Linked DNA regions of Mus musculus: region 1 is linked to region 2. A link is a loop called in an ENCODE intact Hi-C map of the cell type or tissue named here. Cell type or tissue: left cerebral cortex. All regions are shown on one strand. Each heading gives the region's core, and the rest is flanking DNA. Links, peaks and the distances in the headings are about the cores only.

What was found. Hi-C counts contacts between places; a loop is a spot of excess contacts. Peaks named below come from ENCODE experiments on the same cell type or tissue, not always from the same donor. Only the 100,000 strongest peaks of a DNase experiment are listed, where the experiment ranks them.
Region 1: it touches region 2 in a loop (6-fold over the local background); 2 of 42 quality-filtered maps call a loop at or near these places.

Annotation. Positions count from the first base shown.
Region 1 is chr12:90,053,386-90,065,424 of GRCm38, forward strand. All of the region lies in intron 15 of Nrxn3 (neurexin III), which reads left to right. Among named protein-coding and RNA genes, the nearest start is that of Gm40538, 350 kb to the right of the region's middle. In left cerebral cortex, for the core only: no CTCF peak of the experiment used is centred there; a DNase peak (open chromatin) is centred at 6,511; H3K27ac peaks cover 819 bases.
Region 2 is chr12:90,135,748-90,147,786 of GRCm38, forward strand. All of the region lies in intron 15 of Nrxn3 (neurexin III), which reads left to right. Among named protein-coding and RNA genes, the nearest start is that of Gm40538, 270 kb to the right of the region's middle. In left cerebral cortex, for the core only: a CTCF peak has its summit at 6,754; DNase peaks (open chromatin) are centred at 6,441, 7,172, 7,671 and 8,702; H3K27ac peaks cover 3,948 bases.

The sequences.
Region 1 (12,039 bases), core at 1,777-9,776, 83 kb before region 2:
ATATATACATGTATACATATATACATGTATATTTGTATAAACACATGAACATATATGCAACAGGGTCTCTAAACTAAACTTAATAGGTTTATCTTGTACCTAAGTGAAGAGACAAAAGATGCCCATTACAGACAAAATACTAACCTTGTGCTTACTGACTGCCAGTGCTAAGTTGCATTTAATGGACAGATAGGGGCTTTTCCTAACAGCTGTCCTCAGTGGTTTTCTATGATGACTGAATCACTTGATCCTGCCTTGCACCTAAAGACTTCTTTGAGCATCACAAAGAATAACAGGCACACGTATAGAATGACCTTTTGTCTTCTGAACCTATATCTTCTTTCTATAAAAGGCACACTTCCATCATCCAACTCCTCTGCTTTATACATACCTGGGTTTTGAGGCAGGGGAAGCAGGTTGTGTGCATTGGGCCAACTGATATCAGGGAGTCTGGCAGGAGGCAGCATTCCTTGATTTTGACATGATACCTGTGTGAATCCACACTCAATTTTGGTACTAGAATTAGTCGCAAGGCCAGCATCTACTGGGCCTTCTAAAAATTAGAACATTTACTTACATAGCCAAGGTAGCACATGCCTTCATCGGAACCTGTTCAGTGGTCCATCAGGTTTTCAGCATCCTTCCTGCCCCCATCTTTCTACTGAGGAGTAGACACATAAATCACAGTCTAACTAACTGTGCTGGGGTAGTTCAGCAGGCCCATTAAGCTCCTCTGTTGCACCTGAGATGGTCTAAATTTCTTTTCTTAGTGGCATCTTTCACTCATGTTCCTAAGAATTACAGTAAAGATACCTGTTCTGGAAATTACAAGTTAACCTTCAGAAATATTTGTCTTTTCCTCCACTCTCTATGTAATGTCCCATCCCTAGGATCTCCTGACGTTTGTATATGCATGTATGTGTATGTATATATGTGTATGTGATCATATTTTTGTGTGTATGTAGAGGCCAGAGGTCAGACTCTGTTTCCTCTGAGGCAGTCTGTCATCTTTCTTGAGTCAAGATCTTTCACTCAGATTCCAGACTCATCAGCTCAGCTTCTCTGTCTGGCCAATAGACACCAGAGATCTGACCATCTCTGCCTCCTCAGAGGTAAAATTATAAATATACACCACCATGCCTGGCTTTTCCTGTGTGTCCTGGAATTGAACACAGGTTCTCATTTTCACAAGGCATGATCAACCTCCCTTGCCCCATTGCTTTCTTCTCAGTTATCTATACCAGATGAAAACTAGGGGCCTTGCAAGGACCACATGGGCATTTTCAGAAATACATCTTTACCATTTATACTAAAATAGTTCTTGCAAATATGTCTCAACAAAATTAACTGGAGACAGAATGGCACCTTCATACTCACAGTGGTCCAGGGAGGTTTTAGATAAATGTGTGACTGTAACTCGGCAAAGAAATCAGTTTCAGGAAGACCTGCCAAAGCAGAAAGATGCTGTTAGGTCCCCAAGAGTGAGGTGCCGTGTGGGCATAAGCCTTCTGAGCAAGAGGACCAGGAAGAAGACATGTTGGCTAAGTTACTTCTTTGTATATTTGATTCCTCAACTGCAAAAAAAAAAAGTTCTGTATCTCTTGAAGTACTCTTCTAAGGGTGTAGAATTAATATTTTTAAAGCACTTAAAACAGAGTTCAAAATTATGTGAGCACAGGCTCATGCCTGGGTGTGGAAGTTAGACACACAATCCTTTGAGGTACAGTCAAATTAGAGCCAAGCAGATCCTAAAGTCTTTGTCTATGCAATAAAAACTCTTATTCATGGGCAGTCTCAGCTCCAGCATCTACTACGTGGTGACCTGGAGAGAAGTTGTAGAATTCAGAGTCTCATTTTTCTCATATGCACAATGGGCTCAACCCCTAGATTAAAAGGAGTTTCCTGTAAGTTTTCAGAACAATGCCTGCTATACCATAGATGTTTGATAAATATCTTACTGATCACTTTCTGTATGTACACCCCACGGATCTAATTCTTTTACAATTGAGTTTCTCTGAAGAAAAATGGTGAAGTAAGACCTTTGTTGACAAAAGGTTGTTTTTAATTTCTTTCTGTCTTTTCTACCTTTATGAACTATTCTTTCCAAAGGGGGAAAAATAGTGTGAAAACCTTTCAAAGACTCTAGGATGATTTGGTCTCACACTGGGACAAGAAAAGCAATGGTAATTTGTCTCAGTGGAGCTGTTAGGAAAGTTTTGTTGAAACACAGACTGATCATTTACATGAATGTTCACTCTTCTTTGTCTCTCTGGGGTAACAAAAGATAATCATTTCTCAGTATAGTGGGGCCATATTTCATCCTCTGTGAGTTTTAAAGGGACCTAAGGTCTTTCTTTCTCTTCCACAGACAGGTATGGACGTCCATGATTTCACTCAGGCTTAATGACAAGTGTTGGAATAGAAGCTGAAGCATCCAGATGAGGAAGAAAACAGCCATACCCTGAGTGGGATGGAGGAGATTTGTTATGCTAATTTATCTTAAAAATTTCTAGTATGTCTGTTCGCGGCTGACTTCACAGCTTATAAAATAGGCACAACATCAAAGCTGGCACTCAGTATCAGAGACAACTAAAGTACTAAGGGCCAGAAACAACAGCCCACTTGCCTCTAATTTTCAGATAGCACACCTGATTATAGGCAGTCTCCAACACAAGTCTGACTGTCCTCAATTCCTGCACTGACAGAACCTTGAGGCTTTTATATATGGAGTCCTAAATGGCCTCCTGGCTGAGATATATTTGAATAGAAGCCAGCTAATAGAATATAATAGAATAATAATAGAAGTCCAGTGTTTTGATAATTGTATTCTAAGAAATTCTTATCAAAACACATGCTTCTGTTGTAAACTGAAGTTCCCAGAAAAAAATTTCTACCGCTTTGCTAAAGATTTGTAAGTCTGATTGATTAGAACTTAGTGATTGTGAAGAGTTGGACCGTTACAAAATCAGAGCCAAAATTATATTGGGCTATTTTTAGCCCTGTTGATAGCTAATCATGTCTCACTTTAGTGTCTAATCTCGGAGTCTTTGAACTATTAGGAGAAACCTTTAATGTGTTAACTTAGCATAGCACTAGCTTCCACCAACCCAAAAGCTACCAAAGTCACCAGATAACATCTGACACTTGCAACAGGGGAGGCTTTTCCTGCTTTGCTGTGTCCTACCTACTAGCATCTCACCGGTGTATCTGATACGTTAGCTCATTAATGTCTCTTATTCTAAGACTATAAGAGGTATGCAACTACTTCTGCATAGAGAATATTATCAGAGGCAACATGTTTCTGTTCACTCATAGTCACCTTAGCATAGACTTCTATTCCCTGTAAGGTGAGTACTATGTTTGTGTCAATGCTGTTATTGCTTTTCTCCTACTGCAGTGGCTTAAAATAGCAAACTATGTTGAGTATAGGGTAGAGACAGGAATAGCAAGTCAGAGTTCTTGGATGCCTGTTCTGTCCTGGCATGGATAGAGCTGTTTCACAGGTAGTTCATGCTTTCCTTCTTAGAGTATTCAGATGTGATTATCCAGAGTATCAGTGGAGGTAGTTTAACAGTTTGGAAACAGTAAAACTCTGCCCACCAGTTATTGCTTCCCAGCTATTGCTCAGTGTAATCCCTTAAGCCATGTGAGTTATTTTCTTATGTAAAATGGTGTCAGAGTAACAGATAACAGGTGGTATGAAGACTCAGTGTTATTGTAATACAAAGGATTAACAACGAATTTGACTTCTATACACCAGTCAGTATGAGAACCCCTTCTATTAAATAAATAAATATGCAACTAGAGACACAGCTCTGGAGGGTACTGTGTCTCTAGTTGCATATGTAGCAGAGGATGGCCTAATCGGCCATCAATGGGAGGAGAGGCCCTTGGTCTTGTGAAGATCATATGCCCCAGTACAGGGGAATGCCAAAGCCAGGAAGCAGGAGTGGGTGGATTGGGGAGCAGGGCTGGGGGAGAGTATAGAGGACTTTCGGGATAGTATTTGAAATGTAAATGAAGAAACCATCTAATAATAAATAAATAAATAAATAAATAAATAAATAAATAAATGGATAGATAGATAGATAAATAAATTAATAAACATTCAGGATGGTGAATAGTTTGTTCAAAGGTAGAGCAGGTCAGAGACTCAACCAAAATTCTTGTCCCGGTCTCTAAAAAGTCTCTAAAAGTCTCTAAAACTACTCAAGGAAACTAGTTCTTTAGTGCCCCTGAACCCATCTGTCCTGCTGTATCCTGCTCCTGTCTCTACTCAGTGACCACTACGAGAGCTTACCCATCTTGAGCAGCATACTGGAAGCCCATTCCCCACCCTTACTTGCATGGAAGATTATGTGTATGGATACAGGAAGTGATGCTCACTACTCTGGGTGCTAGAGCTGAGTTAGGAGGACAGAGGGTTACTAAAAGGTAAAGCTTGTGACAAAACATCTGTATGCCTTTGAGACATCAGCTTACTGACTTTTCCCTGAAGGTCACCATTTAGAGAGAACTGTCAACGGTGCACTGAAGTCCCCTCGGGTTTATCCATATTGTTTTTACTAACATCTAGAACCAATGATGGGAAGCTCAATGCTATTGAATTTGGGTGGGGACTATTCCTGACATGTAAACACATTATTTTGGGAGGTCAGCTGAGGGCTAATATGTTCTGGTGGAATTGTCTTAGCTGAAAGCAAATATTTGAGGAGATAAACCCAGGGAAAGGCCAGTCTGGGTGCCAATTAGTTCTATTTGGAAGTAAGTTACTAGTTTGCTTGGGGGTTGGGAGAGCAAAGTCAGGAAAGACATTTGATTTCCAAGACTGGAAACTGGGGAAAGGAAAGGATGCTTCAGACAGACAGGAGGAGAGTCGGTGTGCTAAAGATGCTTAAAGAGCACACACCTGAGGAGAAATGTTGGCATACACGATGAGAAAAGATGGGGGGACTTACTGATGGCTTCATAAAAGGAAGCCATTACCTATCTTTCCATTTTCTGCCAAATAATTCATGGTACATTTGGTTTCTTATTAAACTTGACATGGTCTAAATACTTAGACCCCCTTCCTTGTCAGAGCAGCTGGACATTTCCTCAAAATGAAACCAAAAAATATATACTATACCCACACTTGTTTGTTAACTATGGTCCTTGCTATGGAGGCAGCTTAAAAGCATTCTGGGAATTAGACAGCAATGGATGCTTACTAGTGAATCCCTATGGTGAGGAAGCCACAGGACCTTTTAATCTACAGCCCTCCTGATGAGAAGCAGCAGAGAAAAGCAAGAGACTCCTCTGTCAAGGACACATGAGGCCCATGGCCACCCCACAGCCAGTATTAGTTTTCCTCCCAGGAGGGTTCTAAGGCGTGGGTAGGATTAAGATGCTATAGAGAAAAGACTGTCAGTGATCTTAATCAGAGTTCACAGGGAGCAGGAAGTGGAGTATATGCCCACCTTCCTAGTCTCCACAAGCAGAGATGTTTTTCAGGGTTTGATGTCATGAGTGCTGCCATGTGCACCCAATACCCTCTGCCACCAAAGTGTGTGATTGACACAATACAGAAGGCCAAATCCAGTGTAAACTGTGTGTTCTGAAATGCCAGAGGTTCTGAAGTGCAGATTTCAGAGTCTATTGACAGACATGGTAGGTGAATCTCATCTCAGTGCTTATGAATCCTTTGGAGAAAACCTGTAGGAAGTTCAATAGTAACCAGAGAAGTCAATGAGGTAAAAGACGAAAGAGGAAGAAAGTGAGGCTTGCATTGAGTTGGGTAGCATTGCCGAGATGTTACTGGGTTCCAGAGGCCAGGGATTTCAGTCAAAACCAAGATGGGTTCAGAAAACAAGATGAAAACCCAAATGGAAGAGCTGGCACTGGTAAGCTGACAGGCTAGGCATGGTTGGTTTATTGAACAGAAACAGCATGCAAAACTCTGTTGGGCTCTTTGGTCTGACCAGGCATCACCCTGCAGGGCAATAATGATAATACTTTCCATTATTTGAACTTACATGGGCAACAGTGTGTGTGGTATAGGAGATGCTGGAGATATGGAGAGAGATGAAGTCTGGTGTGCATCTTTGGGACCTCAGACTGCATGCTTTGTTTATTCATGGTTGCAAATTTGGTTCAGTATAACGAAGAGGTACCATTTCATGATTGAAAAATGAAGAACAAATTGCATGTCTCTGCCTACTAGATTGAAGAATAGCTTTTTCAGTGGTAGTAAAACCTGAGCTGGGTGATGAAGCCTCTGTAGGCGTTTGCCAGGCTATGTAGAAGAGATCTACTAAGAAGGAATAAGAGGAACAATGATGTGGCTAGTCCCAAATTGTGTTTCCTTTTATCGAGCTACTGCTCTTTCACTGTTGCTGGAGATAATGCCTGAGTGGGTTCGAAGTTACATTTTTTCCCCTTTTTGCCAACTTGCTGGTTTTGCAGCCATAATTTTTCAGTTTATTTCTACAGTGAGTTCCCAGCCAAATTACCCTACTAAAATAACTGAAGAAATGTATCCCTTCTGTGTTCTTTTGCTGTCAACTGGCTGTTAGTGCCTTTACCTTTCGCCAACCTCAGTGGTGACTGGAAGGGCAGATACAAATAGCTTCAGAAAGAGAATGTAGGCTGCAATGCAGCAGTAGGGAGTGGGTGGGGTATGATCAGAGTGTTTCCCCGCAGACATTGTTTTAATTGACAGAATCAAGTGGGAGGGAGAAAAACAACCTGGCCTTAAGAGAAGGAAAAAAAGATAATTGGGGCGTGGGGGCTAGAGGCATTGAATAGCATCTATTGTTGAAATTATCAACAATGAGCAGGGCCAGGATCTCCCATGAGTTTAGCATGTTCATTCTCAGAGTTCTATGTGGCTAGCCACAGTAACAGGGAAGGAAGTGTCACATGGTCACTCAATTCCTCACAAGAGGAAGGAAGATCAAAACAACCCAAGTTGGTGGGATTAGATGTTTAGACAGTCTACAGAGGTGCCTGTGTACATAGGCAAAGCCATTAGGGGAAAATACTAAATATAAAATACTACCAGAATAAAAAAAGATGAGGGGCTAGAGATGGCTATGGTGGTTAAGAGCACATTTTGTTCTTTTAAGGGACCTGAGTGTGGTTCCTGGCAAATCAGATCTGTTAGATTTATCCCCTCCCTCTCGCCCTGCATCTATGAGGATACTCCCCCACCTACCCACCCACCCACCCACTTCTCCCTCACTGCCCTAACATCCCCCTTCACAGGACCAAGGGCCTCCTGCTCATTGATGCCAGATAAGGCAATCCTCTGCCACATATGCAGCTGGAGCCATGGGTCCCTCCATGTGTACTCTTTGGTTGGTAGTTTAGTCCCTGGGAGCTCTGGGGGTCTAGTTAGTTGATATTGTTGTCCCTCCTATGGAGTTGCCATCCCATCCAGCTCCTTCAGTCCTTCCCCCTAACTCAAAATTGTAAGTTCAAATAAAACCTGACAAATATAAAGCATGTTTAAGTGTTATTTTTCAGTGTGCTCCACATGCTTCTGTCCCATCATTTCCCAATGATGGAACATATTAGTGCTGTGTTTGAAAGTCTTTTTTCTATGTCAGCCTTGTAATACAGGTGGGATGGAAGGTAACTCGGCCTTTTCCTCTCCAAGGACAAGATCATGAACTGTTTGACAGTGTCCCAACAAAGAGCTATGTGTCTGAATTCAGCTGTTTGCTAGATGCTCATATCTTTACAGCCCTTCATAATCACCTTGGATGGCAGGCAGCAGATGACAGCATGTTCAGAGAGGAAGGCTATTAGGAATTTTACCCACTGAACTTAAAATAGTTTATGGGAAATGTGTGCTCTAGATCATGTTGCTTGGGGTTTAGAATAAACCTATTCATGAGTTTGCTTGCTTTGATGGTAGAAGAAGGATGGGTTCCTGCCAGAAAGAAACAAGAAAAGTACAGTATAGCAGGAAAGATATGCTCATGGAAGGTCACAGGTCATCTATCATCTACACAATAAATGGGTGAGCTGTTCCCTTGGAAATACTTGCCTGCCCACAGTCTGCTGAGTTCTCACCGGTATCACTTCCTGTATGGCTGCTGGCTGCCCAGCCATTCACCACCCCCACCCCCTCCACACACACACACACACACACACACACACACACACACACACACACACACACATCATTCCAGGCCCTGTGCCTTGTCTCTTGCTGAACCAAGCAGCTGCTTCTACAACAGAAGCTGCTCCCACTGCAGAGACTGTATTTATCTTCTCTTTATTTTACTGGAAGTCTTTTCCACCATCCGGGCTGGTAATTGTACCACACCGTTTCAGAATCGATTGCTTTTAGAGCTGTTGAGCTTTTATTACTGCTGCTCATCGGGGAGAGAAGAGAGAGAAGAAGGCTGGCCTGGACTCTGCGATAGATTAGCGTTGTCAAATTGTCTTTCTCCAGCTGTTGAATAAAACTAGTAATGTTGCTCTGTAAAACCAAAAGAGAGAAAGGGATAGAGGAATAGAGAGTAGGAGGGGGGAAGGGAGGGAGGAAAGGAAGGAGGAGTCTGAAGGAGAGTGGGAGGGAGAGAGAAGGATAGAGAGAGGGAAAGGGAGAGGGAGGACAAGGAGGGATAGGATGAGGGAGGGAGAGAAGAAGAGGGAGACAGAGAGAGAGAGAGAGAGAGAGAGAGAGAGATCTGATTTTTCTTAGAATAGACACCAAGCCATACTGTGCTGTTGACTATATGGGGCCAAAATGTTGTGGGGATTTAACAAGAAGTAAAGGAAAAAGTATTTAAAAATATTTCCCTGCAGTCATATCAACCTGATGCTTTTGTGAGGATTCTGCTGTTTTCCTCTTAGTGGCAGAGGAGAAAGGTGTATGTTTTATTTTGTTCTGGATTGTTTTTCTTATGCAGTTTGGCGCACTCTGTAATTTATCCCCAGTGTGGTAGGATTCCTGCTTAGTTACACATATTGCAGGAAATACACATTGTGCTAGGAAACAGTGTGTTCCCCCCACAATCCACCAGTCTTATGAGCTGCTGCCGTCTATACTGCTTATTACTCATGCAGCTAGTTGCTATTCCTTCTGGCTTCATTGAAAAGAAGTAACTGGCGGGGCCATTCATTCGAAAATGAAAGGCTAAGTTAAATGGACTTAGTGGGGAAGGGGGGAAGTCTGATTTCGATTGGAACCCCATAAGAGAAAGAAAAGAGGGGTAGGGGTAGTGACATGGCTCAGAAAGTAAGGGTGCTTGCTGCCAGGCCTGGTGACCTGAGTTTCATATTTAAGACCCACATGGAAAGGAGATAATTGACATCCCAAAGTAATCATCTGATTTTCACATGTGTGCATGTGCTGTGACATGTCTGCACATAGTGTACATGCACACAAAGTAAATAAATAGAATGTAGTATCATATATATATATATATATATATTGTATGTATATATATATATATATATATATATATATATATATATATATATATAGAGAGAGAGAGAGAGAGAGAGGAAGAGAGAGAGACAGACAGACAGGCACAGACAGACAGACCACCAACAGAGATAGACAGAAAGACAGAGATAGAGGAGGCTTATTAAGAAGAATGAGAAGAAAGATGCCTATCCTTTTAACATTTTAAATACTAATTGTCTAAAATTCAAACAATGGACTTTGTCCACTATGCTGCCCCATAACACTCACCTATGTGAATTGTTTTTCCCTATCACCAACCTTTCAGAAAGGGTGTATGACAGTTCACTATGTTTGCCTATTGTCCCAAAATAGTCTAAGTCAGTCATTATAAATTGGACTTTCATGTTAAATTGGTTTGAAATATCTCTAAGCATCATATAAATGTCAGGTCTTTCAGAGGATTCTCATCTGCTTAGCAGGTGGCAATATACACATTTCAGAATGTCAGGTTCAATGACTTGCCTGCAATCATATACCGTACCAGAGTGAGACATAAAACCCAGGTGTGCAGCTTCCCTTTGTACTCTTTTAATATCTAGGGTCTGTGCTAGAATACTGCAAATATCGTTCCTACCTTCAGAGTAGGAAGAACGTCCTTTGTCACTTACACGCATGAATCATGTCTCCCCTTATGCTCACTCCACTGCTTCCAGGCTGTCATGTCAAGCAGCATTGCCTTTATTATTGAAATGAAGAGGATCTGTGGACCATTGATCTCAGTGCCAATTGGCACCATAAGAGGTGCTGGTCTACCGTGTCATATAGAATGATACTACCTGATGTACCATCAGCAGTGTGTCTACAAAAATGCCAGCATAGCTTGGCACTGCCAAATGGCCATCTCTGCCAGCTGCACATCTATGCTTCTATTTGTTCTTGCCCAGTAACCAATAATAAAGGTAGTTTGAAGTCCTATTAATTCCCATGTAAATGTAGTATAATTTTGGAATTTTCTTCCAGTTCCTCTAGCATAGAATCTCAAGTAATTCATATTGATTTAAATCGATTTAATATCAACTATGCTTGCCCTTTATGCATTCCCTGGAAAGTGCAAATCTGAAGTAAAAAAATCCTTTGTTGGTGGCTTTAACTTTTTTCATTTTAACAAAATTTACTCTCTGTCTCTGTCTTTGTATCTCTCTGTCTCTCTATCTCTCTGTCTCTGTCTTTGTATCTCTCTGTCTCTCTGTCTCTCTGTCTCTGTCTCTGTCTCTGTCTCTGTCTCTCTCTCTCTCTCTCTGTGTGTGTGTGTGTGTGTGTGTGTGTGTGTGTGTGTTGTGGTATAGGCACATGTGTACTTGTGCATGTCAGAGCTCAGCTTCAGGTAGTGATCCTCAGGTGCCATTCACTTTATCTTCATAGACAGGGCCTCTCATTGGGACTGGGGCTCAAGGACAAGACTAGGTGCTGTTTTCTGTCTCTGACCCCTCAGATATAACAAGTCTTCTCAACTGTGCTCAGCTTTTTACATGAATGCCAGGTCTTGAACTAAGATTGTCATGCATGCATTTGCAAGCATTTTGCCAAAGGAGCTATTGTCCCAGCATCTGCTTTTTCTTGTGAACACAGTGCTGTAACTTTTTTTGAAAGTAGAAAGCAGAGTACCTTTACCCTAAGACCAGCAATAGATAAAGTCTTGGTGAAGATTTACCTTCATACCCCTCTGTGTGTGGGGCAGAAAGAACTAGTGAAGTTTAATAAGTATGAGAATTACTCAAGTGCCATGTAGCAAGACAAATATTTGACTCAGGCCCTTCTTGGTAGGTTCCCACCTCCCACTTGTGCTTTGATGCCTACCAATTCCTTGTATAAAGAACTCCTCTTTATCTGTACAGGGAGCAACACCTTTTGTGGCTGTGAGCTACCATTATCAAAACTGCTGTGTAAGTAATGAAAGTATTTAAATTTCCAAAAACCCCAGTCTCAACTTTGAGGATTTGATCGTAAATTGACAGGGATTAACCTTAATATATGTCTATTTAACCCTAGGATTCTTTTCCCCTGACAGGGCATTTTATCAAAACTGTCTCATTAAATAAATCCTCATTTTATCAGAGAGGAGAGTCCCGTGAGTAATATGAAAATGAACAAGTTCAATTAATGACACTAGGGTACAAAAGGAAAGAAAAAAAAAAGCAAGATAACCCTTTTATCCCATTTCCTTTCTAACCACAGGGCACACTGGCCAGTTCTGGGCCTGGGTAATTGAATTCAATGCTGCAAGCTGGCTGCATTTCTACTGTAAGTGAATCTTTCTCCTCTATCAATGAGAGAAAATGGCCTCAAATGATTCTGACTGGGACACAGCAGCCATCCTTCTCACAAATAGCTGAGTCTTATTGACTTCTCAGGGTTGGGAGCCCAAATTGTTGCCCAGACAAGTCTAAGAAGCAGCCAGGGGACACTCGGGGACATAGTGGGCCTCTACTATCATGAAATGAGACCAAAGAAAGAAGAGGAGAGGAGAAAAAAAATATTCACATGTGAGTGAGACTGCCGTATTTGGCATAGGAATACTGGAAGTTCATCGATGTCAACGGAGCTATGACTTCTTTATATTATTTTCAATGGAACGC
Region 2 (12,039 bases), core at 2,769-10,768:
GGACAATTTCAGATATTGGTCTTTGTCTTCTACCTTGTTTAATATAGGATCTCTTGTGTGCTGTGTTAACTACCTGCTAAGGAATTTGTCTTTCTCTGTGTCACAGTTTATTGTGGGAACATTGGGATTAATGATATATGTTATCTTATCTGGGTTTTGTATGAGTTCTTGGTGTCTGATCTTGGGTCTTCATATTTGTGGATAAATACTTTACTAATTAATTGAGTCATCCATCCAGCTCCAAGTACAAGACTTTAATCATTGTTGTTGTTGTTTAATTTGTACTTTCACATTCCATGTTCGGAGATGGGTAGAATTCTAGACAACTTCCCCCCCCCCCAACCAAAAGAAGTAGTAGATTCTTGTTTGGTGTCCACTGAAATGATGGCAGCATCTGATAGACCCATATGATATTTAAGAACAGGTAGCAATTACTATTTTACATGTATGATTTATCATTTTAGTTAACCTTATGCATGTTATCATACCCCAGGAAGATTACCTGTTTCTCTCTTACTGTGCAGCCTATGTAATACCCACCTAATTACTGTATTAAACAGAATAGGTAAAACATAGACAATAGTTGATGCTGCATGAGGGGCATCCTTCCTATTTTTCCATTGGATCCAAGAGCGTGAGAAGATTTGGTTAGAGACTCAAAGGACAATTTCATGCACAGAGATGTGTAATTGAATGGGAGAAAATAAGAATGGCAAAAGATAAGTAACACCAGAACCATCTTGTTTCTTGCCAGCTGATGGTCCTCTGGTTGCCATGGAAACATAAAATTGAAACTCTGTCAGTTCTTGAGATGAACCTAGTGGCCATGTGTTTAACCTGTCATTGACATTTGGCTTCCATGGGCTTAAGAAGTCATCTTGGCAAATTAGGTCACACCCAAATGGACTTTGCCTTAAGACATTCAATTTGACCATCTCAAAACGTTGTGCTTTCTCTTATAGCACTTCCAATATACTAGCAAGTATATTTCATACACAAACCCTTCAAGGAAACAAAGTTCATATTGTAGACTGTTCTTGCTTCCTTGGCTATTCAGTGGGGCACAGCTCTTTCTAAACAACAACAAAGCTCTAAAAATTATCATGAAGGTGTAGGGAAATTCAGCATAAAACACAATCTGCTATAATGAGAAGAATAAATAGAAAACAGACAGGATAGCCCTAGTATTTATATTGGTAGAGACAGAATTGCAAATTGTACCCTATTATCTGCATTATGTGGTTTATGGGTGAGTAGTCACAAGAAGACAGAATATATAGGAAATATCTTGTATGTTAGTATATATATGATGTCTTAAAATTAATTTTAAGGTAAATTTTAATCAAAATTCAGTACATATAATAAAGGCCATTCAGGTGAGAGATGGGGAGGCTAGTATTAGGTTGCTTGAAAAGAAATTATGCCTAAAAGCAGATCAGTATTTTATGAAGCCAAAGATTCAAAATATCTATTAATTTAAAGTTGATAGATTGTGCTCATTGTATAAATAAATGCTAGGCATCTCAAGTGACAAAGGAATATGTCCATGATTGTTCTTCCAATACACTGCATTGCCTCTGGGTCTCTCCTGATAGCTTTGTTTCCAACAGCCTCATTCTTTCTCTTTCTTTTACTGTTTCTACATATTTTAATACCGTATTCAAGAGCACTGCTTCATGTTAGGCAAAACAAAAGGAAACAATGAGCCAAATAAGAGGACAACAAAACAAGCAGCCAAGTCACAAGACTGCTTTGTACTTTCTTTTTCACAACCCAGCATCAGCCCTTCCTCCTCTCCCAGTACCCCTCACATAAGTCTTCCCCGATTCCCCTTAGAAGGCAAAGTTCCCCTCTGGGTGTCAACCCCTCTATTACCCCCCCCCCAATCCCACTCTGCCACAACCCCATCCTGCTAAGGGACTAGGAGCATCTTCTGCCACTGAGGCCAGACAAGGCTGTCCATTTAGGGGTGCAGGATCCACAGGCAGGAAAGTAGGCAACAGGCTCATGAACAGCCTCTACTCTAGTTCTTTGGGGAATCCACATGAAAACCAAGCTGCTCATCTGCTACATATGTGCAGGGGACCTATGTCCAGCCTGTGCTTGCTCTTGTTTGGTGATTCAATATCTGGGAGCTCCCGAGGGTCCAGGTTAGTTGACTCTATTGGTCTTTCTGTGTAGTCCCTATCCTCTTTGGGTCCATTAATCTTTCTCCCAGATTCTGGAGCTCCATCTACTGTTTGGGTGTGAGTCTCTGCATCTCTTTCCGTTGGGTACCGTATGGAACCTCTCAGAAAACAATTATGTTAGGTTCCTATCTGCAAGCATGAGGGAGAACCACTAATAATGTCGGGGATTGGTTCTGGCCCATGGGATGGGTCTCAATTTGGGACATTCAGTGGTTGGCCATTCCCTCAGACTCTGCTCTATCTTTGTCCCTGCACATGTTGTAGGCAGGGCACATTTGGGATCGAAGGCTTGGTTAGAGTATTGGTGTCCTTATCCCTCCACTGGGAGTCCTGCCTGATTATAGGGAGTGGCCACTGCACAATCCATATCTGCCACTGCTAGGAATCCCAGCTACACAGCTAGAGTCACTCTAGACCTTCTGTGGCCAATCCACATCCCAGGTCTCAGGCACATCCTCAAGATTGCCCCCACACCCCCAGCTGATCTTCCTTCTCTGTCCCCAATCTTCCTACATATGAACCTTCCCTCTCCCCTCCCCATCTCCTCTTCCATCCAGGTCTCTCCTTTTACTGACCTCTGATATGTATTTTGTTTCCCCTTCTGAGAAAATTTCAACCAACCTCTCTTGTTCTCTCCATCTTATTTAGCTTCTTTGGGTCTGTTGATTATCTTGTACTTTATGGCCAATATCCCCTTATAAGTGAGTACCAATTGGATGTTGATGGTGGGGATATCACAGAACATTCTTGTTTGAATTCATGGATATGGAAAGCAAGTGAAATTGGTTTAAATCATTTTGAAGTCAGGAAACGGGTATAAAATTTACCAAAGATATTAACTCTTTAGAGTTAATATGTTTGAATATTGGTGACCAGATGTGATTCTGATTACTAGAATCCTGTATTGCTTCTTTTTACTTTCTGATACTTATTGTCAATCCTTCAGTGTCATTGCCATGCAATTTAGGCCATGCTAATTTCTGATTCTATTATTGCTATATTGCATTTTCCTTTGATTTTGTTTGTATCTTCTTTATGGAGACTCTTACCATGTTGGGTAATGATATATGCTAATGATTAAATGTTCATTTAGTTGTATTGCTAAAGGGTATTTTCAAATAAGGTCACATTTCCAGATACTAGAGACTAGAGCTTCACCGTATCTTTCTGAGGGGCATAATTCTATCTAGATATCAACTTATAATGGTCCCTCTTTAGAACGTTGTGATGATGATGATCTCAGGAACCAAAGGCATTGCACCAGTATGCAAAATACCCAGGCAAAACTTGGGTGTTTAATCACTCTGCCTTACAGGCCTTGGATTTTCTTCCTGTTACATTCTACTCAGGCTGTCATAGTAGGCTTCCCAAAGCAATGATGATGATGATGATGATGAAGATCATGGTGTTTGTGTGTGTGTGTTATACAGACTATGGCCTTCTCTAGATAATGTTACATTATATTTCCAGGGAGAAAAAGCTTCATAGATTACTCCATTTGATCTTGAAAATTAAAGAGTTTCCGCAGGGAAACATTATCTATTTTCATATATTACTAAGTAGGAAAGGTTGGAGAACTCTGTGTCTTTATGGTCCCTTGACTATCACCAGAGAGAGAGAAGGGGAAGCCACACAACCAGATGTAAAAATACCCTAGGGTTTTAGACTTCTGCACCAAAAGAGGACAAATAACCAAGCTGAAAAGGAATTTTGAAAACCCGTGGTCTCTTCATTTCGGTTATGAGAAGGCTAATGCTCAGACAGAAGAAATGATGGAGCTGATCATTGCAAGGTGTATGACTTGGAAGTCACACATGAATCAGACTACTGACTTACAATGTATAGGTCCACTGGGATAGGTATAGAGGGTACAGATAGATTTCATTAGGAAAGAGAAATAAAATAGTTATAGATTAATGGGGGAAGGCTGGAGCAGGAGGGTAAGTGGGGAGGAAGGAAAAGGGAGATGTGAGAGGTGAATTTCGGGAAAGACAGTTGAAATTAAGGGGATTTGAGCAGTATGAAAACATAATACAGTAAATAATTTAAAAAATAAGTACATATATGAAGGAATTCTAAATGAAAGAGCCAAATAATCAGGAAGACAGGTTCCACCTGGACATTTCTTGTCACCAAATGAAGCTTCCAGTAGCAGGGTTTGGTTGTTTATTGGGTTGTTTTTCAACGGAATCCCATAGGAATTCTCAGAAAACCAAGGGTCTTGCTAAGACAGTAGGCTGCACTCTGCAAACTGACAGCAAGGCTCTATCGCTGAAGACAATACCCATACAAATTATTGAATGGGAACAGCCAAGCTGGTAACTACATAGGGTCTTCATCTCTATGTTCTAGTCTCTTTGGTACAGGAAAGTACCAAAAGAAGATATGTAAACAACAGGGCAGCTATGAACCCTCTGACCCACAATGATGTCCTAAGTGAAAATATGCTAGTGCAATGATGGCACAAACCTTGTAACCAACAAATACCTGACTTGGCTTAAGGCCCACTTCATCATGGGATGGAACCCATACCCAACACTGTTTTGGTGACCAATAACATGAGACTAGATAGCTCAGCTACCTAGGATAAAACCAAATACTAGTGAACTAATTTAAAAACAAAACCAGAAAAACTAGTAATAAATGACTCAAAATGACATTCCAATATACTCATAGATTAGTGGCTTGCTCAGCCATCATTAGAGAAGCTTCCTCCTGTAGGAGACGGGAACAAATATAAGATCCACATTATGCAGAGAGTGGAATATCTTAGAGTGCTTATTCCTGGAAGGGATGCCTTTATTGGATCCCTTGCTTCAGAAATCAGGGAGCTATGTGGAATATGATGTAGAAGAGTATAAGATCCAGGGAGTATGGCGGACACGAGAACAAGGAAGGGATGATGTTACTATCGTTACCTTTGACTTGTATTTGTGTGTCTTGTACATACTTAGTTATAGAAGGCACACCATATTGTAAAGACACACCTTCTTTTAGGCTTAGTGCTTTCTCTTTTCAGAGAAGAAGAGTTGGTTTTGACTCAGTTTGAGAGGACAGTCCATCATGGCAGACTCATCATGGCAACAGGAAACTGAAGTGGTTTATCACCCTGTATCCACAGTCATGAGGCAGAAAGTGATAAATGTGGTAGTCTAAACAGTTTTACAGTGCTGGTGGCGATGGAGGAGCAGCGTAGCAATACATTCATGAGGACACCTGCAGTTAAAGTGGTGGTTCCCAATAACTGCCAAACAAAGGCAGTTATTTATAAACTCAACAACAATGGCAGGAAAGAGATGAAAGAAGACTAATGTGTGCCAATCGTTCCTGTCCTATTTGGACTCTTTGGCTTCAGAAACAAAAGTTAATTTTCTCTTAGTATTGAAAAAACTGACCAGGTACAGAAAATCTACTTCTGGTTTCTACAAAGGTATGCCTCTCTACTGGTTATATAGTTCCTCACTCTGTGTTAAGTGGAATCTCCGGGAGACAATATATTTCTGACCTGATACTTAGCCTACCCTCCCTTTCTCTGGTCAGAGTCTTCTAACAATGTCTAGAAACCAGATGGTCATGCTTGTTGAGTCCCTTTGTAAAGCAAACCTCACACTTACCTTGATGACAGTCTTTAAGATGAGGAAGAATTTAAGTTCATGAACTTAAGATTCGAGTTCAGGTTCTCTTCCTAGGCATTTTGTGGTTTCATTTTGGTTTCTTGAATTCATTGGTTAAAGATAAATAAATAAATAAATAAATAAACAAACAAAAAACCCACAGCAAACTACCTATACAAACAGTTTTTATTTGTAAAATGAGGAAACTGACAGTGAACTATCCAGCTAGAAAAATATAGAACAGAAAATCAAAATTAGAATTTAACTCCTAATATTTGTGTTCTTCCTGCCTTATGACAGTTGCTTCAAGTGTCAGAAAGTATTGCATGAAGATAAGGTTTTGGTTAATACATCAGTGGCTGTATGCTTCCATTCATGGTTGTTGCTACATAAGCATATCTGTGCATATACCTGTGTGTTTTTATGTAGCCATTCCATACCACCTTCATCTAGGTTTCCCCCAGGGACTATCTGTCCATGACTGAAATTCACTCCTCTGCCAGGGGAGTGAGAAAGGGACAAGATGGTAGAGATTCACTGGGAAAACGGACTCTGAGCACAGAACAGCAGGCAGTAATGCTGTTGGCAGAGTAACAGAGAAGACACTGTGGCTTAGCCATGGCACGATGGCAAAAAATAGCATGGAAACAGCTGGTGAGCTGTCAGAATGATCTCAAGGAAGAACTGTGAAAGCTCTCTGCTTATACATCAATACAGAGTTATGTGGCTAGATCTGCACTGCCAAGGGAAGAGCAGGCAAGGTGGGTAGTTCACCCTTCTGTGGCCTTTCTCTCATCTCCCTGTAATATGGCTCTGTGTCACAGGTTTGCCTCATATATGATTACTCCTACATAGGTGCTACCTTCGCCCACAACGGCTTTACCCACACTCAGAATATGCACACGCTCCTAAAGGCACAACAGTAGAAGACAGGCATTTGACTTATTTACAGATCTTGTATAAACACCAATTTTAGTGAAATTGGCAGGAGTAGGGAATGACTTTTTAAAACTGAAATAATAATTACTATTGTGATTAAATACCAACATGAGTTTATTTTGGGGATTTTTGAAAATATGTATCATGACTAATTTTTTTCAAAACTGTCCTTAAGACTATTATGATCAATTCAATGAAACGATGAAGGGGAGATACACAGACAAAGAACACATAGGAATATCAGTCTTACTAGCGTACGAACTGATTTTTGCTACAGAAAACAAATGCACGGCTAACCACTTGCATCAAATTGAAAGTGGCTTTCTGCAGAAGAGTTGGGATAACTTGAAGTAGCTGAGGTCATGAATATATTTTACGGGTGGCTAAGGAAAGCACATTTGCAGACAAGGAATCAGACGCTGTTGCTTTCAGTATGACCTTGAATAGAGGCCTGTTGCCTTTTGGCTTCCATTTCAGATAATAAATCCTACCCCATGCCCTAAGGAAATTCGAATGAATGAGGTACTTCTAAGACTTCCCTAGGAATGGTTTCCGTCTGTGCAGTAATCAGCCAGTCAGAGAAGCTCATCTGTCATACAGAAATATTGCTGAGCTTATTCATCAGTAAATTGTTAGTGGTATAGGAAGTAGAAATAAGAAGAGAGCAAAGAACAATGGTTTAATCTAATAAAGGGGGAAATTTACATGCACCAGTAAGTTTAAAATGAAGTAGCTTATTGTGCTTTTTTTAGACTTTTAAATGCATACCAATATTTTCCCTCAGAGGGCAGGGGGCTTTGCTCTTAATGATGTCAGAGGAGCAGTCTGTGACTTGGTAGGAACACAGTGCTTTGTGGCATTGCATGGGAAATATTGTTCCTCTTTAGTTATTTTTGGCAGTTTGATGATATCTGAATTCATTTTCTTCTTTTGGATTCTTGCAAAGAAGCACATGTATATCATGCATAAATTAAGAGTGAAGGCTTTTCTAAACGAGAAATGAGCACTCTTGCCATTCCCAATGTCCATACTAATTTCACCTCTACCCAGCAAGAATGTTTCTTAATCTGGCAAAGTGGGAGCCCCGTGGGTCTCATCACCTCTGTGCAACTGCTCCCTTTGAAAAGATCACACAATTTGGATTTTTTTTTCCTTTTTTATACCATTCACTTGTAGAGATTTCGTAAGGTCTTGAAAGGAGTACCTAAAGTACTTAACATATTTTTGTTATGAAATGATTTTTGCCTTGTTGGAAAATATACATGTACATATTTATACTGTGAAATATAGACTTTTCAAAAACTGCATCTAGGGTTCATTTCCAACACAAAGAAGCTTTTTAAAGTTTTGATTCTACTTTGTATAGCCCATTCATTCTTAGGTAGGCTAAGTTCAAGCTACATCACTTTGCTACAGAGAAAACAGGTATAAATCTAGTCACTAATTTACTGGAAGCAAGGGGGCAAATGGCCTCTAGTGAAAAGAACACTTCTAAGGTCAGGCAATTTCTAGAAGACACTGTTGACTTTAGTGTAAGCAAGGCAGTTTGGTTGGTGGCTAATAAAAGCTTAGCGAACAGACAAGACTCTTTCTGTGTCACGAATGTCGGTTTACAAGGAACTATTTTTCCTGAACTTCCCAAGTTCAAAGGATTAAGAGACAAAGACGAGAAGTAACTTAATACTTTATTCTTTGCTCCATACAGAGACAAAAGGTGTGTGACCAAGCCCTGGCATTCAGGTCCTGACTTTAGAATTTGAGTATCTAACAGAATTCGTTTTGGAGATTTGTTTACTAAAAAAATGATCATATGAGTCAATCATTGTCTGATAAAGCTAGATAACAAACTAGCCTGAATTGAGGGACTTACCATAGAAAATCCTTATCCTCACAGTCACATGCCTGTAGGCTGACTAAAGTTTGGCTTATCTCCACTGGGTTCCACATGGTGGTTCTGCTTTGGGCTGCAACTGGGATCGTCTCCAGGCTAGGATTAGGTTTAGATATTCTCTATGCATGTTTATTCTCAGGTTCAAGCTGAAAATGCTGTGACTAGCTAGGGCTTAGTCTCTACACGGTGCATCTCTATATCCCCCCACACAGTACAAATACAGGAAATATTTCTGTTATTTTGTTTATTTCATATCTGCTACCATCCCATCAGCTAAAGAGATCCTGTAATGATGTAGCATGACATAGGGAAAACACTGAAAGTCTACTGTTGATATCATTCACTAATTGGTTCATTCTCCCATTCATTCATTCATTCATTCATTCACTCATGTTTTTGAAGCAGTCTAGTATGTAGCTTATGATGGCCTCAGACTTATGGGGATTCTCATGCCATGGCCTTACAAATGTTGTAATTATGCTCATATAATACCACATGTATCTTCTTGATGAATTTTTTAAAAATCAAGGTCTTTGTTCAAGAGCAGGGAACTCCATACTTTGCCTAATCTCTGCAGAGCATCAAGGGGCCATTTTTGGCTGCAATAGCAACATACTTGTGGTAATCCATCAAAACTTTACCTGCATATTTAATAGATACCATATGCTAACTGTAGTCCATTGAGCACCTGGGCATATAACACTTCCATTTGTTTCTAGCTTCTACTTTGAGCCATCATAACCACACAGGAATGCTATCCTTTCTTTAATGTTAGTTATTATATGTATCTCACCTAACTTTCTTTGCATTTTATTCTGTTCTCCTAATCTCACTCTGATATTTATACTCAAAGATTCCCCCTCCCATACATTGTGCATATTGCCACTCTTTATGAAAGCCACTGACACAAATATTACTAAGAAGCTGTTAAGGACATAGTTCTGTAACCATCAATGGAAGATCCACCCGTCTATTAAGAAGACATTTGTGATTCATCCTAACACGTAAACATGTCCTTTGTTCTTCATTGTGGCTTGGAAAAAGATCACACAGACCTGTCTGCTAATGACACTTGTTTGCAAGTTTTACACTTTCTCCTCTCTAGTTTCTCATCCTTCCTGCTTGGCAGCAACAGTCCCAAAAAGATGAGATTAGCTTCATGGGACAATTCTTCATGCAGTTGTATCAGCCTCCTTAGATCAAGATCACAAAGGCAAATGTTTATAAAGACCAAGCAACTTATGTAAGCTGCTGGACGTCAGTCACTTTGTGTCCTTTGAGAAAAACTATGCAAGCAGAAAAAAAAAAATCTCAGGAGTTAACATGGCCTGCCATCATTGGGAGGAGAAGCCCTTGGTCTTGAAAAAATCATATGCCTCAGTACAGGGGAATGCCAGGTCGAGGAAGCTGGAGTGGGTGGGTTGAGTAACAGGGCAGGAAGAGGGTATAGGGGACTTTAGGGATAGCATTTGAAATATAAATGCCTGCCATGTTGTGATCCAGCTTCTAATCCCTTTTCCATGCATGGCATCCATGTACGTACACTGTGATCCAGCTTCTAAACAGTGTCTGCAAGGAAGGCATCCATGTGAGTGCATATTAGCCTTCATTTCAACTAAAACACTTAGTGTTTCCCATGACAGAGACTTGAAAGGGACTTTGAAAACCATGATAAGTTTCAAATCAGTTTATAGATCTCTGCTAAAATGTCTCTTACAAAATCATCTCCTGGGAGCTCTAGTTGGTTGATATTATTGTTCTTTCTATGGGGTTGCAAACCCCTTCGGCTCCTTCAGTCCTTTTTGTAACTCCTCCATTGGGGACCCCACTGGGGATCCTGTGATCAGTTCAATGGTTGGCTGTGAGCATCTGCCTCTGTATTTGTCAGGCTCTGGCAGAACCTCTCAGAAAAGAGCTATATCAGGCTCCTGTCAGCATGCAGTTCTTGGCATCCACAATAGTGTCTGGTTTGGTGACTGTATATGGGATGGATCCCCAGGTGGGACAGTCCTTGGATGGCCTTTCCTTTAGTCTCTGTTCCACACATTGTCTCCATATTTGCTTTCGTAAGTATTTTGTTCCCCTTTCCAGAGCTTCCAGGGACCAAACCATCAACCATGGAGTACACATGGAGGTACCCATGGCTCTAGCCATATATGTAGCAGAGAATGGCCTTGTTGGGCATCAATGGGAAGAGAAGTCCTTGGTCCTGTGAAGGCTTGATACCCAGTGTAGGGGAATTTGTGGGTGGTGAGGCAAGAGTGGGTGGGTGGGGGAACACCCTCATAGAAGCAGGGGGAGACGGGATGGGATAGGGGGTTTCCTTGGGGAGGGGTAACCCTGGAAATAGGGACAACGTTTGAAATATAAATAAAAAAAGTTCAATAAAAAAGATAAAACAAGGAAAAATAGAAATAACAACAACAACAACAAAACCAAGAAATCATATTCTATATCTGTTGAAGTAATTGAAGTAGGGGACTTCCTCCACAGCTCAGCAAAACTGCCCAAAATCACTCTGTTCTTAGAAAAAACTTTCTAGAGTTGAGTCTACCTAGACCCTTGATCTCCTGTCTCTCAATCTGTTCTGCAAACCTAACCTCATCAGCTCCTTCATCTCTCCTTTATCTGTCTTATTTCCCCCTCCTGTGTATCCTCCCCATCCACTCAGAACATGCTCAAAGATAACTGAACATATTTATGTTTTTAGCCATTTCTCTCAGGGGTTTGCTAATGCCCACCAAGAGCATTAGAGTTTTTTCCTGTGGCGCTCAAAATGTAAGCCCACTTGATCTTAACCTACCCATTTCATTCCTCTCCAGTGTATTCACTCTGACCTAACCAAACTGTCCACTCATCAGTCTTCATGGGTTTAGTAGTAATTGCATTTGGCATACTAGAAATACTGCTTAGAATTCTATGTTTTTAACTCATTTTGACTCAGTTCCTTTTTCAAAAATCTGAGATGTTCTTTGTGAACTAGCCCACTCTTGTCCTCATACATGAAGCCTTCTGTACTGGCCCCCAAATGAATAGCCAATTCCATCGAAGCCCTATCAAATGGTGTTCATCCCTATATATCTTTCAGTGTTCATTTTAATGATTATTTCATCCCCATCTTACATATTATCTCATCTACTCAATTGCAAATCCACTCAGAACCTATGCTGTAGTCTATCTGTATATCTGAAGACTCTCACACCATGCTTTGTATCTTTTGCATCCAATTAATTTTTATTGATCTATGTAATATTTGACTAATAACACATAATTATACTTCATAAGAACAAGCCTAAATATTTTCAAAGTAAAACCCAGCTCCATATATTTGGAGGACAGTCATCATTGAGATTTACATAAACCAAATTATCTTTTGGAAAATCAAAAGAAAACAGCATTCACATTT